3 separate regions of the Homo sapiens genome follow, and regions 1 and 2 are each linked to region 3. The links are chromatin contacts, found by Hi-C or POLR2A ChIA-PET in ENCODE. All regions are on one chromosome and are shown on one strand. Each heading gives the region's core, a stretch centred on a gene start or an enhancer-like site at or near the end of the contact. The rest is flanking DNA. Distances are from core to core; before and after follow the strand shown.

Region 1 (4,354 bases), core at 1,519-4,018, 280 kb after region 3:
ACAGTATTCCTATTTGCAAGATGATAAAATAGACCTGCTCAAGTGAGAGAAAAATCTCTTACTGACTCTCCCAGCCAGGAAAGCCATCATCTTATCAATAATGGAAACAGAATACTTTATTAAAACTGTAGAAATTCAGCAGAAGTTATTAAAACAACTAGGAACTTTAGTGTTTGACATTTGAATAGAGAATAACAAAATGGCAGTGGGGAGGGACCCAGAAAGTGTGAGGAGTGCAAGAGGGGAGGGAGCAGGTGGCCGTGCTGGCTGCGTTTCACTTTGGGCAGGGTGTTTGCATCTAGAGACCTGCCTGTTTATTCCAAGTGAAAGCCAAGGGCTGAGTGCCCTTGTGAGGAGTTCGTGTTAAGTTTCATGTTTGTGCAGGAAAGATCTGAAGGGCAGTGTGGCCACAAGGACTGATGGACAGATAGATAGACATGTCTGGATTTATGACTGAGCAGCTGACCCGCGCCAACATGCTAGTGAGGACACACAGTTGACTTAACACAGGCTGCTGGTATCCACAGCCAGAAGTCGAAGAAATTGTTGGTGTTATTAACAATCTTCTGGCAGGAGGATGGCACTTACGTCCTGGCTGTGCCGACACAGCTAAGATTCTCTGGTGTGGATTCCAGGAGCACATCGATCCTGGCCACACAGACAAGCTGGAGGCCAAGAGTCCCTTCCCTTGTCCTCACAGGGGGCCACCACAGTCAGCCTGGACAGCCCCTTCAACAACCAAGGGACCTGTTTACAAAACGGTGAAACAAACTAAAATCAGACAAATAAGTGTCACACTAGATTGGCTGGTGGAGCCAAAGGGTTTGATGTAGAGGTGCCAAAAAGGAGCATAAAACCAAGGGGAGATCAGGGCCTTGGGTGCAGAAAGGGTGAAATCAAATCTCACCTTTAGCCATTAATATTAGTGTGGCACAGGCCAATCCTCTTACCTGTGGGGCCTCAGTTTCCCCATTTGAGAAATGGTGATGAAAATCTGCCTCATAGCCCTATTGTGAGATTGGAGGGAAATCCTGGCTGTGACTTGCCCAGTGCACCTTAGTTCATTTTCCTCCTCTCTGTATGTAGTAAGTCACTCCAGAAGAGAGCCGACAATTCTGGCCCTGACAGGCGCAGCAGCCAGCCCAACCCTGAGAAGCAGTTCCCCCACCCCTTCTCCCTCACTCTGTCCTCCCCTCCTGGCTTTTTCCCAGAAGGCTCCAGGGCTCCCAGGCCAACTGCCAAACCACAGGGCTCTGCCATTGGCTTTCATAGACCCCCTCCCCTTCCCCTCTTCAACTGCATCTCTGCGTGGCAGTCCTGCTCCGGGCTCCCTCCCTGGAGGGTAAGACCCGTGGCTGCCCCAGCCTGCTATGCCAGCATTTGCAGGGGTATTCATCTGAAACCACTACTGACAATCTGTGTTTATTTGGGGCGTGCAGAGGAGCCAAGGGCTATGAAAGGAGCTGCGTTCCAGAACTCTCTGATTCCCATCAGGCTGCGCAGATCAGGCCCTGTAGCTGAAAGAAGAGCTAGGCTTTCTCTTTCCATGTCTTCAAATAGGGGACCGCACACTAGTTGCAGTTCCAACAGTTGCAGTCTGCAGTTCCTCTTTTTGCTCACTGACAACACAACCCAATCCTGTGCCTTATCAAAGACAAGAACTATTAGAGAAATGATGATGAGAATTGAGGATGTCAAATTTTATACATTTGTAATTGCAGGGGATAACAAGACTTCTTTATTTTGCACTGTTTAATATTTCAACTTTTTATGGAAATAGAGAAAAGTGCACAAATTGTCAACTGATAGCTGGGATTGGATGGCAGGAAGAAATTGACACTAGGACTGGCTTCCAGCACCTTTAGCTGGACCATGTAGCCTCTTAGGGCACGAGAATTGAGAACATTCTTTAGGAACCCTGTTAGCATATTTATTACAACCAGGGGTGAGCTGGAGCCAGCTTGCACCAGCTCAGAAGAGCCTATTTTTCCCATCTCTTCCCAACTCCACATTCAGTGACCTCACATTGGTGCTTGAAATCAGGGTCAAAGGGAGTATTTACACCACAGAAATCAGCAGATGATAAGTAGAACAGCCACCCCACCGACCTCCCACCTCCGCCACGAACAGTTTTTAACCATTTACTAACAAACCACTGTTTAAAACTTTCCTAAAATGGGTGAACAAAATTTGAGTACCTTTCTGACTAACTCCAGTTTAATCAATCCCTACCCCCTTTCTCAGAAAATCTCCCTTCCCATTATCTTGCCCTGAGAGTACAGAGCCTTTGCAATCTTCCTTCTGGAAACTCTCATGCATTTGACAACTGCTGCACCTCAGCCTTTTTCCCTCTCTTCTGCTTTTTGTTAAGTGATTGCTGTTCTTGAGTGTGTCTAAGTGATTCCCCAGAGACATATCCAGGTGGTTGATGTGCAAAGCCCGGCACTTCCTGGAAAGAAACCTCTGCTCCAGGGCTGACAGTGAGGCCTCCCAGAGCCTCCATGACCCCCTTGGATTGCAGACACTGTCCAAATGTCCTTCTGTCAGATGGCTTCCCCTAACGCCATGCCTTTCTCAATTTATTGCATTTTCAGCCTTACTGAAGTCTGCCCTGGGGACAAATTGGAAACCTATAACCTTAGGACAGCAAGGTAAGGAGAGCCAATGCACAGCCCCTTCACTTCTCTGGCCCCTCAGTCCCCTCTTGTCTTAATTGGGCAGTGTGGGTCAAACGCTGCACACGTCCCTTCTGATTCTGCACGCAGTGTTCTTTCTACATCTTGGCTGTACAGAGAGTTCCATTTTTCACCCCCATGAGAGGGGGGTGGGGCAAAACACTGAAGGAATCTTTCAAAGACCCTCCACCTGACCCCTGTCTGAACAAATAATTAATCTCCTGAAAAAGCAGCTCGCTGATGGGTCCAGGCTGTGCCTGTGGATTTATGAGGTGACGTCAGTTTGAAGACTGGGATGCAGAGCCTGAGCTGTGTTTCACACACTCCTCAATTGTTTTAACGGACCTGCTCCTGAAGGCCTCCAAATCTTTCCCCAAGCTAAGCTTTATTAAAATGGCAAAGATGGAGAGGAGTGCTTTTCCAGATAAATCAGCTTACTTAGGCTCTGCTCCCTCCCCTCCCCCTGTCTACTGGAAAGCACTCCCAGAGGGAAGGAAATGAAGAACTGCAAAGTACTTGCAGGTACATGCTTAATGCCTTAAACTCTAGCATTGTGTTAACAGCTATTCATGGACTGGACTTTAAAGAAATAGATGGATTCTCAATCTGCCCAATTTAAATAATCCTTAAGAGAGAACTAAGGAGGAAGATTAATGTCCTTAGTAACTAAATGACACACCAGAGTTTAGCCTGGAGGCTGGGTCTCTGCACTGACTATCACAGTGCAATTCCTTGAGAGGATCCAGATAAAACTGGGTTTAAAATGAAGGTGGGGGGCGTTAATGGGGAGAAAAACGGTTAGAAGTCAGAGTGAAAGAAGGGAGGGGTGGATGTGAGCAAGCGGGGATGGAGGCAAAGCTTTTGTCCCAGAGACAAAAGTGGTGGGAGAGTGAAGGAGTAGAAGAAAATATATTTCTACTCTTGACTGATCATATGTGTCATTGTCTCTCAATACATACATGTATATAATATGCATACACACGTGTAGTCTCTCTGACACATACACACACATAGTCTGTTTATAGACTGCATGCATACTTGTCTAAGACTTGAGAAATGTAAAGTCAGAGGCCACTTATATTTAGAATTTCAGGAATATGTATTATTGATTGAAATGAAAGACCTTAGAGACCTGAACTGTTAATATCTCATTTATGGGAACAAAATAAAAACAATTGTTGCAACTTAGCATGATTTTTGAGAGATGGTGATGGTAGAGAATCACTTCAGGGAAAGGGAGAAGGTTTAGCTGACAAGTGGGAGAAAGAAAGGGTATCCTCTGTGTGGTGTCTATGCATGTATGTTGGGCAAATCTGCAGTGAGGAAGCAGCCAGTGAGGGAAGGGAGAAAGCCAAGGAAATGATCAGGGCAACACAATCCCCTGATCCAAACAACTCTCCTGTATTTATATTAGGACTATATGAGACTGGTCAACCTTGCAAAATTAGTGACTACATTTCATTAGCTATATTTAGGCCGAATTAAATTTGAATTCAATCACTTTTGATTCTGAGGTCCATCTCTTTTTACTATTTCCCATTCTTGTGGCAGTTACTATGTAGTCAAAACCAAGTATGACAGATGAAGAGAGCTCCAGGGCTAGAAAACTAAAAGGTTGTGAGGATAATTTGAATGGGACTTGTGTCACCTTGTTGATTGCAAGGTGGATTCCCTGATGG
Region 2 (4,619 bases), core at 814-3,313, 390 kb after region 3:
TTACTGAGACATTAGAGCCAGAGGAATATACATGGGTGCTCAGTGGGCATGCATGTGCCCCCCCTCACACACACCACCCACACATGCACACACACACATGCACACACACATACACGCATTCACACGCACACACATATGTACAAGTAGTTAAGGGAAGTTAATGCTCCCTAGATTGAAGCTTTTGTCAGTGGGACACAGGAGCCAGGGAAAAATTTCTTCTCTGTTCTCTTTCCCCTGCCCACCCTCTAGGAAGAGGGTCTGTGAGAGTGATCAATTATTTACACTTATTACCAAGTGGTATCCAGCTCAGGAAACCTTTCCTTCCTTTTCTCTTCATTTCTCCTTTCCTGGGTTTGCATTCCCCAATAAAGAAGTAGCATGATAGTTTTTGTATCCAGTTCTGATTTCCGGGGCACCCAAACCTATCACTTTTTACTTGACAACACAGTTGCTTATGCATGTATCTTGTTCCACCTGACTAGACTACATAATTATTGTGAGTTTCTTTATCTGCATTATAATCTAGCATAATGTTAGTGCTCAATATGGTCTGTGGCATGAATGAATGACAAGAGGTTTTGGAAAATGTAGTGTCAACAGGGACCTGAAGACCCTAAACTGACACACACAATATGGAGGGATGGGAGGGGAATGTGTTCTTACATTATGACTTCTGTTCTCAAGCCGATAACTGGTTAGTCTGTTGGATGTACCAGAGCACAATTCAAACCAAAGGATAGCTTCCTTCTTATGCCAGTACAATAGTGTGCACAATGAGGCAGAATATAGAAAATTATTAGGTCAGACTCCTTATATAGAACCGAAGGCAGCCAGACACCAGGGAGCAGAACATAGGGAAAATAAGAGGAGAGAATTCCCTTAGAGGTAAAGAAACTGATGGCCTGTTACTTTTCACAATATTTGCAAAGGAGAAAGGCAAATTCACAATGGGGCTAAAGAACCGTCTCAAGAGAGACCTTATTAGAACTGTAGGAGGACTGGGATGGTCCCAACCGAAGTCTGCTGGAAGGAAAGGAGACCATTCTCCCAGGGGCGGGCAGAACTCACCCCGAATGACTGCGAGTTCCTTTTATCACTACCCCACCAACTCTGATTCAGTCTTTTTTGCATCTTGTTTCATTAGGGTTGGAACCTTGATACCTATGTGCAGCCTTGAAACCACTGTGGTCTATGCCTGTATCCAGGCCAACAAGGACATGACCATGGCAGTGGAGAGGCATCCATCAGTCTGCTTTAGGGCAGTTTTTAACAAAGGCACCTGCAGAAGGAACTGAAACAATACTCACCCATAATTGGGCAGCTCAGAAGCTCTTGTTCCCTCTCAGCCCTGTATTTGGAAGCAGGACTGTGCACTTTGGACTGTGTCCCGGCAGTTCTTGGACCTCAAAAGAGTAACACTAGTCCTCCTGCTAATGAGGACTCGATCAGCTAATTGCAAATGAAAAGATGAGACTGCATTCATAAGGGGATGAAGTGGTTCCTCCTGGTCATTCCAGGACTTGCTGAGTCTGTCTGCAATAGGTACACTTCGTTGACTAAAACCTTTCTAGGGTACCAGGTGTAGCCATGGCTTATTGGAAAGTATGACCCATGCAGAGAAAAACAAAACAGGAGATGGGCAGAGGACAGGAGATGAGTAATTGCACCTGTCAGAAAATGAGGATAATGGTTAAGGATACTAGCATGGAAGCTCTGAGTTTTATGGAGAAAAACACCAGGGCAAATACGAGGAATTATTTGTCCTCAATGTCCCCTGGAGAAGGTGGAGTTGATCATTGGGGCCTTGGTGGCCTGTATGACCTTCCAGCCAACAATATTTAAAGTGCCTGCTTACACTCAGTGGTTAGCACAGGCATTACACCACCCCATCCCTGCTGCCCACCCTGAAGATACAGGCAGCTCTGATTTTGTGACATGCTATTTTTAAAACAACCAAATCATTTCTACATTGCCCCCTTCACAGCCTAGAGGAAGGAACTGGTTGCCTCACCAATCTTTGGCACCAAAGTGCTTCACTGCGGATGTCTTTTTTTCTGCTGTCATACCGTCCTGATTAAGATTAATTGTCCCAGTCGAAGTGACTCACTTAGAAAGGATGGGAAGGGTGGAGGGAAGAGGGCAGTTTGCTTCTTTTTTTTTTTTTTTTTGCCTACTTCAATGTTTGTTCTGAAAGATCCAAAAGAATACAGGAGTGTAGCAAAGGAATTTAAAGTGTGGAACATGTAATAAAGGAGATCAAGTGAAAAAGCTATTATGGGCTCCATGTTTATCTTCAGCTCAGTGACTTTCAGAGGAGCATGCACTTGGCTGGGGAGCCTGGAGGGTGTGACTGCTCCCTGCCAGTTGGAGGGCCTTGACCTGAACTCTCAAAAATTCAGCTGACCTCGTCCAGCCCCAGCTACTCTAAAAACAAGGCTACAACATCTCCCCTCACTGACACAGATACACCCCTATGTATATATTAAAACCTCAAAAGTTCATTTTGGGTGCAGAAATCATATACAACCAAGGGAGCAACTGAGTAAGAAAAAGAAAATATATAACGACTAAACTAAAAGCTGTACCAAAGAGGAAAGAGATATTATTTATAGAACAGCTTTCACTTGCCAGGCATTAGTGCAAAAGTTGATTCTTTCTGAGATACTTCTCCAGAACTCAGATTTGCACATCCTCTCTGAGTCTATCCCTCCAGCTCTGAGAGGCTCCCACTCCCTGGCAAGCACCTCAGACTCCTTTGTTGATGGAGTGGGCCTGGCTGAAGCAACTCTGGCTATTTTGGGGATAGTTATAGAATACTTATAGAGGCCTTATTCAAAAACTCATGACCACTACTCTCATTTCAAATTAAAAACGTCTATCCTCTATGCTTTTTTTCCCCACCTTATTACCTTAACAAAAAGAAGAAAGGTTTGGCAAGGAAAGAAGTGTATGGCTTTGCTGATTCTGTGCATTCAATAGAAATCAAATTGTCATGACTTGTGAGGAAGAGAATTGGGCAGGGTGTCAGTAGACTGAAGCACACAACATCCAGCCCAGAACAGGCCACATTTGGTAGCCATTGGCTAATGAATGAATGGATGAATGAGTGAACTTAGGTATGAATCCCAGCCCATCAACTAACCAGTCGTGTGCCCTTAGATAAACTACTTCTATTTTCTGGACCTCAGAGATTATCTAGTTCAACAGAGGAAACCAGCCTTAGCATCTAGCTCAGATACTCCTCTTACTGTCCCATCAGCCTGGAGTCTGTATATTCCTGGGGGGCTGTCTTGACATTTCCTTTTTCTGAAAAGACCATTTGAAACCATTCCTGTTCTACATCTACATCTTGGGCTGGATGAACCTTGAACATGCATCTCTCAATTCCAACTTGAGCCCACCGAACAGCTTAACTGAAATTTTCTCTGGGTTCCAGTGCTCCAAGTCCAGAGGCTTCCATATCTGCTCTTGCCAAATACAAGTGGTTGGCAGATAACCCTGCAGTAACTCATCACCCCAACAGTAACTCATCTGTATTCACTCCACCCCAGCTCTACACAGACAAGTCACCACAAATGGATTGATGGCAATTTGAATTCATTGCCTACATGGGAAATTTCTTTGAGGGGAGTATCTGGCTACATCCTTAAGTTACAGATAAGATACTTATTCTCAAACAAGTAGCCAAGGAATATTATCATAATCCTGTCTGTCCTAGTATTTGATACCTTCATAATAGTTATTCCTCTAACTTAATCAAGGTTTAGTTATTTTCAGCCTCTCCCTCTCTCTCTCTCTCTTTCTCTTTCTCAAAGAGTTGGAGGGATTATCAGCCATACGAACATAAGTCAATGCAATCTTGGCCAAATTTAGGTAAATGGACAGGATGCAGATAACGCTGGGGACTCAGAAGGTTGAGCCGAAGCTGCAGAGTCTAGATAGCTTCCGCCTTCCATTGTCCCGTGATGCTTGCTCTGATAGTCCCTCTATCTCTTCCCTGCATTCCAGACTTGCTTAAGAATTAGAGAATATCAGACCAAGAAATCTCAAGCTCCATTCCAGCTCTACTCTCCTCCTTTCAGGGATGAGAAAGCTGAGGCTCAGAGAGGTTAAGGTTGCCTTCCAAAGTCACAAAGCCAACACAGCCCAGCCTTGCCCCATGTCTCTTCCACTACCACTCAGGACACACCCAGTCACCTCAATTCCCACAGGACCATTGCAGTTGGAACAATTTTAGCAACAATGTTTGTTACTGATCAACCCAAGCTTCCCTGAAATGGAAAACAGGGAAATGCTGGGGCAAGAAAGATAGCCAAGGGATTTACAGAGAAATAAAAGCTCCAGAAGAGAGGCCTTCATGACCTAATTGTGGCCCTATAAGCCCAGAGCATGCTGGATATTTTGCTTTGTTTTATTGCTTTTTTTTTTTTTACTTGCCCTTCTCATTCTTATCCCCACTTAGTTTTGCATGGGAAAGAGAAGGTCAAGGATCTGGAAAGACAAGGAAGGTATTTTATTGGCCAGAAATTTGCAAGACGTCATATTCCTGCTTTATCAGTATGCCTGACCCATTGATTGGAGATGGTTCTTTACCTCCTGGCTCCTTTTAGGCCCTGTAA
Region 3 (4,274 bases), core at 1,375-3,874:
CACGGCCAATTGTTGGAGCTGATTTGATTGGAAGGCAAGGCAAGTCAGTTGAAAAAAACCTAGCATTTTTAGCTAATTTGGCTGTTTTAAAAATTGAATTGATCAGTTTTAGTGGGAAGATCTAGCCACTGTATCATACTGAACCATACAGGAAACACAGGGAAAAGGAAGATGGTCCATGGACAGGTGGTAGAGAAAGAGGACATTGCTTTAAGCACTGCACTTCTTGGCTTACCTTGGACCTTGGACTAGAGTCAGCCTGAAGACCAGGGAGAAAACACTCTAGTGGAGGGAGAGGATTTATAAGGAAGAAGATGCATCATCTCTTCCTCCGTTCTCTAGTGCACTCTTCACATCACTGCCCTCTTCACATCACTGCCCTCACCTTCCCTAAAACACTGCTGTTGTTATACGTTTCTCTTGTTTACTGACTTGTGGTAATTTAGATTTGCAGGAAAAAACATGCTTCTAAGTTTTTCATTTCAGACTACCAATCTGGCCCTACTATTTAACTTTCAAATCTACTAGCACCCAACAATAGCAGAGTAGTTCTCTTGTTCCATAACCTTCTGCCTCCGTTCTTTTTCACCACCTGAAACATGTTCTCTTCTTTTCTTCTGATCTTAGACATACTTTAAAGCCTTTCTGTACAATGAAGTTTCCTGGATCACTCAAGATGAGCTCCCTTCTCTTCCCACTGATATGTTCATTTGTTTAACAGCCCATTTATTCATTTATTTATTTGCTGAATTAATACTCATTGGATGAACATACTTATTAAGCATCCACTATTTGCCAAGGACTAGGTAGATAGATTTAAGACACATTTTCTACGCTCGAGGAGTTTGATGTGAAGGAGAGAATTCTCAACTCCTATAGCACTCACTCGTTAGCAATATCATGCTCTACATTGCTAGTTATATTTTTCATGTTCTCTTTCTGCTGCTATTGTTTGTTTTATTTTAATCTGTAAAATACATTTTTTTAAAGGCAGATAACCTGTTTTCCAGTTCTTTTTATTCCCCCTAAAGCCTTGCTGTTACGAAACTCCCTGGAAGCATAAAGGGTTTGGAAGTGCTTGAGAGCAGTGGGCTGGTAGCAACAAGTGCATGACAGGCCAGAGAGTGGGAGAAGGGATCAACGTATGTGATTTGATGGCTGTAAAAGGAAACAAATTACTTCATGTGACTACTGGAGCCTAAAATCAGAAAGGCGAGGGCTATTTTCCCTGTTTAAAATGAGCATATCAATGAGGAAGGCCTCTGAGGAGTTACTGATTTGTGTCCCCTCATATCCCAGGGATCCAGGAACATGAGACCCAGCCTCACCTGTGAGAAACAATGTAGAATGGCATAGGGATTGACTGAGTGGTCCAGACTGTTAGCATGGGCGTTGAGCACAGGGCACCATGTTGCCTTATCTCTCAGGAGGTGTCTTCGGCAGGCAGCAAGATTACATTTGAACAGTCATAGAGGCCAAGGCCCCCTTTTGGGATTCCAGATTGTTGCTGGAAGAGAGACTCCACCTCACCCATCCCCTTTCCCTCTGATTTATTCAGGTTATGTATGGACACTCAAACAGGGTGCATGCTGTGAAGAACACATGATTCAGTCAGAAAACAATGAATGAGGAGTCAGGAAAGGTGGTTGTAGACTTAGTCTTGGCTCTAATGACTTGTGTGACTTGGGGCAATCCCTTTTCCTCTGGGCCTTCGTTTTCCCATCTGAAAAGTAAGGGAGCTGAAATAGTTCAGTCATTTTGTTCAACTTTTTAAACAGTAGAACCCTTTCATCAAACAAATCATAATGCAGAAGTTCAGGATACAGGACATATAGAGGCAGAGCTGAATTGACTGATAAGGCCCAGAAGGGAATAAATAGACCACTCACTTACTCAGGACTTCCTCTCCCTTCTGCTGCCCAGCACACCTTTTGAAAACCTCTGGACTAGAAGGGTGGACTCTACAAGTTTTAACAATTAGGATGCAAAATTAACCAAAATTAATATTAAGAGGCTCATACCCAATACAAGCATTTTGATAAATCATGTAGACTTACTACTCTCTATCCTTGTGTTAACTATTAGTAAAACTCATTTTTACCTTTAAGAACAAAATAAATATAGCTGGAAGTTTTAATGTTTCCTTCCCACACCCCAGTGGCTTGTCTTGCTCAATTCCTAAAGTGCACATGCCCTGGTTTGGAGACCACTGGCCCTCAGGGATCCCCAGGTTCTTTCCAGCCCTGCTGCTTGCCTGGAGTGCCAGCATTTCCCAGCCTTATTTATTACTTATAGAAGAAGCAATTTTCTGGGTTCCTGGGAGAGTGAGAGCATAGCAGCCATTGTGGGGAGATTAAAAATACTCCACTAAGAACTGGAGACTCTGTCAGTATCTCTGTGGGCCAGGCCTGCTCTGCTGGTTCAGGCATCTGCCTGGGACCCTCCCCTGCATTCACCTGTAGTCTCTCAAGTCTCCTGGGAAAATTTCTCAGCACGTGTCTGGCATGTGCCTCTCTTCTAGCCATGAACCAGTAGCCCCAAACCAGGCTGTGCCAGATTTCTCAGAACTCTTCTGATGAACAAAGAACAGCAGCTTGAACACTCTGCACCACCATCTAAGAAATATTTTGTGAGGAGTAGGGAGCTTAGGGGGATGTGTATGACAGCCTCTCCTTCGTCATGCTCTGGCCAAGTGGCTATCTGTTCCTGGAAAAGAAAGGAAGATGGGGGAATTGTTGGGTCGCTTTCTTTGGGAGGACCGTGGGGGCTCAGGGGCGCGGTGGCTGAGGCCCAGACCCCAGTTCCCAGTCCCCATCCACTCATAACTCATTTGAGAGATATGCAGAGCTGTCAGAACTGCCAAAAGCCTCCTTGCCAAGGCAGGCTTCTCTCCAAATGGGCTTCTATATTTATGTGAAACCAAAATAAAACACAGCGCTAAAAGGCAACAGACATAAAATCAGGCAATTGCTCACAAGGGCATGTTTAATGAAAGGCAAGACAGTAGGGGGTGAGGCCATGAGGGGCGACCCAGAGCAGAACGATGGCTCGGTGGGCCTCAGGGATCTTGACTTAGGTGCTGCCAGGATGCTGTCCACAGACAACGGCCAGGCAAGTCTCAATGCCCCCTGTCTTAGTACAGCCCACACAGAGACATCAGAAGCTGTATTAGTTTTCTGGGGCTGCCATAACAAAGTACCACAAACCGAGTGGCTTAAAACAACAGAAGTTATGCTCTCCCAATTCTGGAGGTCAGAACTGTAAAATCAAAAGGTGTTGCCAGAGCCATCCTCTGTCTGAAGGCTCCAGGGGAGGATCCTTCCTTGTCTCTTCCAGCTTCTCATGGCTGCTGGCATCCTCAGTGTTCTTGGCTCATAGCTGCATCACTCCAGTCTCTGCCTCTGTCTTCACATGGATGTCTCTCCTGTGTGTCTGCATCTCTCTGTCTGAAGTTCCCTCTTATAAGGATACCAGCCATATTGGATTTAACGCCCACCTTAATAGAGTATGGCCTCATCCTGACTTGATTACATCTATAAAACCCCTGTTTCTCCATAAGGTCACAGTTACAGGTTCTAGGTGGATATAGATTTTGGGGGATAATATTCAATCTGGTCTAGACCCCAAATGCACCCTGTGCCATGGAAAAGTGGGGGCTTTTTTTTAAAAAAGAAAGTCTGCTTTCTTAAACTCAGAATATTACACCCCTTCTCCAGTTTAGCAAAGGCTCTAGGCGGATGGGAAGGGTGATGGTCTTGCAGTCTCCCTTCAGGCTCCTCACACAGGCAGGTCTCTCAGAAGTCCAGATGCTTAATCCCCCTCTCAGCATAACCCAGGAAACTAGAGGTCTCACCACTTTTGAAAGACTTCCAGGAAAGATGATACACAACTTACATTCTTGGTGGACAGGAGAAGGTCCAAATTTCAAATAGGATTGATCAAATCAAACCTCTGTCTGAGCTGTGTCAGCTGAGTAGGGCATAGAAACATCTACCCTGAATTTTGAAGATAACTTTAAAGCTTGGACAGATGACGCCTCTTTTCCACTGCTTTTTTTTTGTTTGTTTGTCTGTTTTTTTTTTGTTTGTTTTTTGTTTTAAATAGATGGATTTTCCCTCTTGTTGTCCAGGCTGGAGTGCTCACGGCACTCTCGGCTTGTGGCAACCTCCGCCTCCCGGGTTCAAGTGATTCAGCCTCCCGAGTAGCTGGGGTTACAGGCATGTGCCACCTTGCGCGGTTAATTCTGTATTTTTAGTAGATACAGAGTTTCTCCA

The links. Hi-C counts contacts between places; a loop is a spot of excess contacts on that map. ChIA-PET counts read pairs that join two places held with the same protein, here RNA polymerase II (POLR2A). Pooled maps may share reads with other maps.
Region 1: a pooled map of ovary shows a loop between it and region 3 (2.5-fold over the local background). The contact joins two enhancer-like sites. A Hi-C loop is called at or near these places in 4 of 50 pooled maps. POLR2A ChIA-PET finds 5 or more read pairs at or near these places in 2 of 52 experiments (IMR-90 and WTC11).
Region 2: a map of aorta shows a loop between it and region 3 (2.5-fold over the local background). The contact joins two enhancer-like sites. A Hi-C loop is called at or near these places in 1 of 168 maps with a recorded cell type or tissue (aorta) and 2 of 50 pooled maps. POLR2A ChIA-PET finds 5 or more read pairs at or near these places in 1 of 52 experiments (A673).

What each region holds. Positions count from the first base shown.
Region 1 is chr2:217,247,268-217,251,621 of GRCh38, forward strand. It overlaps the pseudogene RN7SKP43. Among named protein-coding and RNA genes, the nearest start is that of DIRC3-AS1, 33 kb to the right of the region's middle. Within about 2 kb of position 2,769, at least 9 of the 41 ENCODE cell types and tissues checked have a DNase peak (open chromatin) inside an H3K27ac peak, as active enhancers do.
Region 2 is chr2:217,358,973-217,363,591 of GRCh38, forward strand. All of the region lies in intron 8 of DIRC3 (disrupted in renal carcinoma 3), which reads right to left. Among named protein-coding and RNA genes, the nearest start is that of DIRC3-AS1, 79 kb to the left of the region's middle. Within about 2 kb of position 2,064, at least 15 of the 41 ENCODE cell types and tissues checked have a DNase peak (open chromatin) inside an H3K27ac peak, as active enhancers do.
Region 3 is chr2:216,972,032-216,976,305 of GRCh38, forward strand. No RefSeq gene overlaps it. Among named protein-coding and RNA genes, the nearest start is that of TESHL, 100 kb to the left of the region's middle. Within about 2 kb of position 2,625, at least 7 of the 41 ENCODE cell types and tissues checked have a DNase peak (open chromatin) inside an H3K27ac peak, as active enhancers do.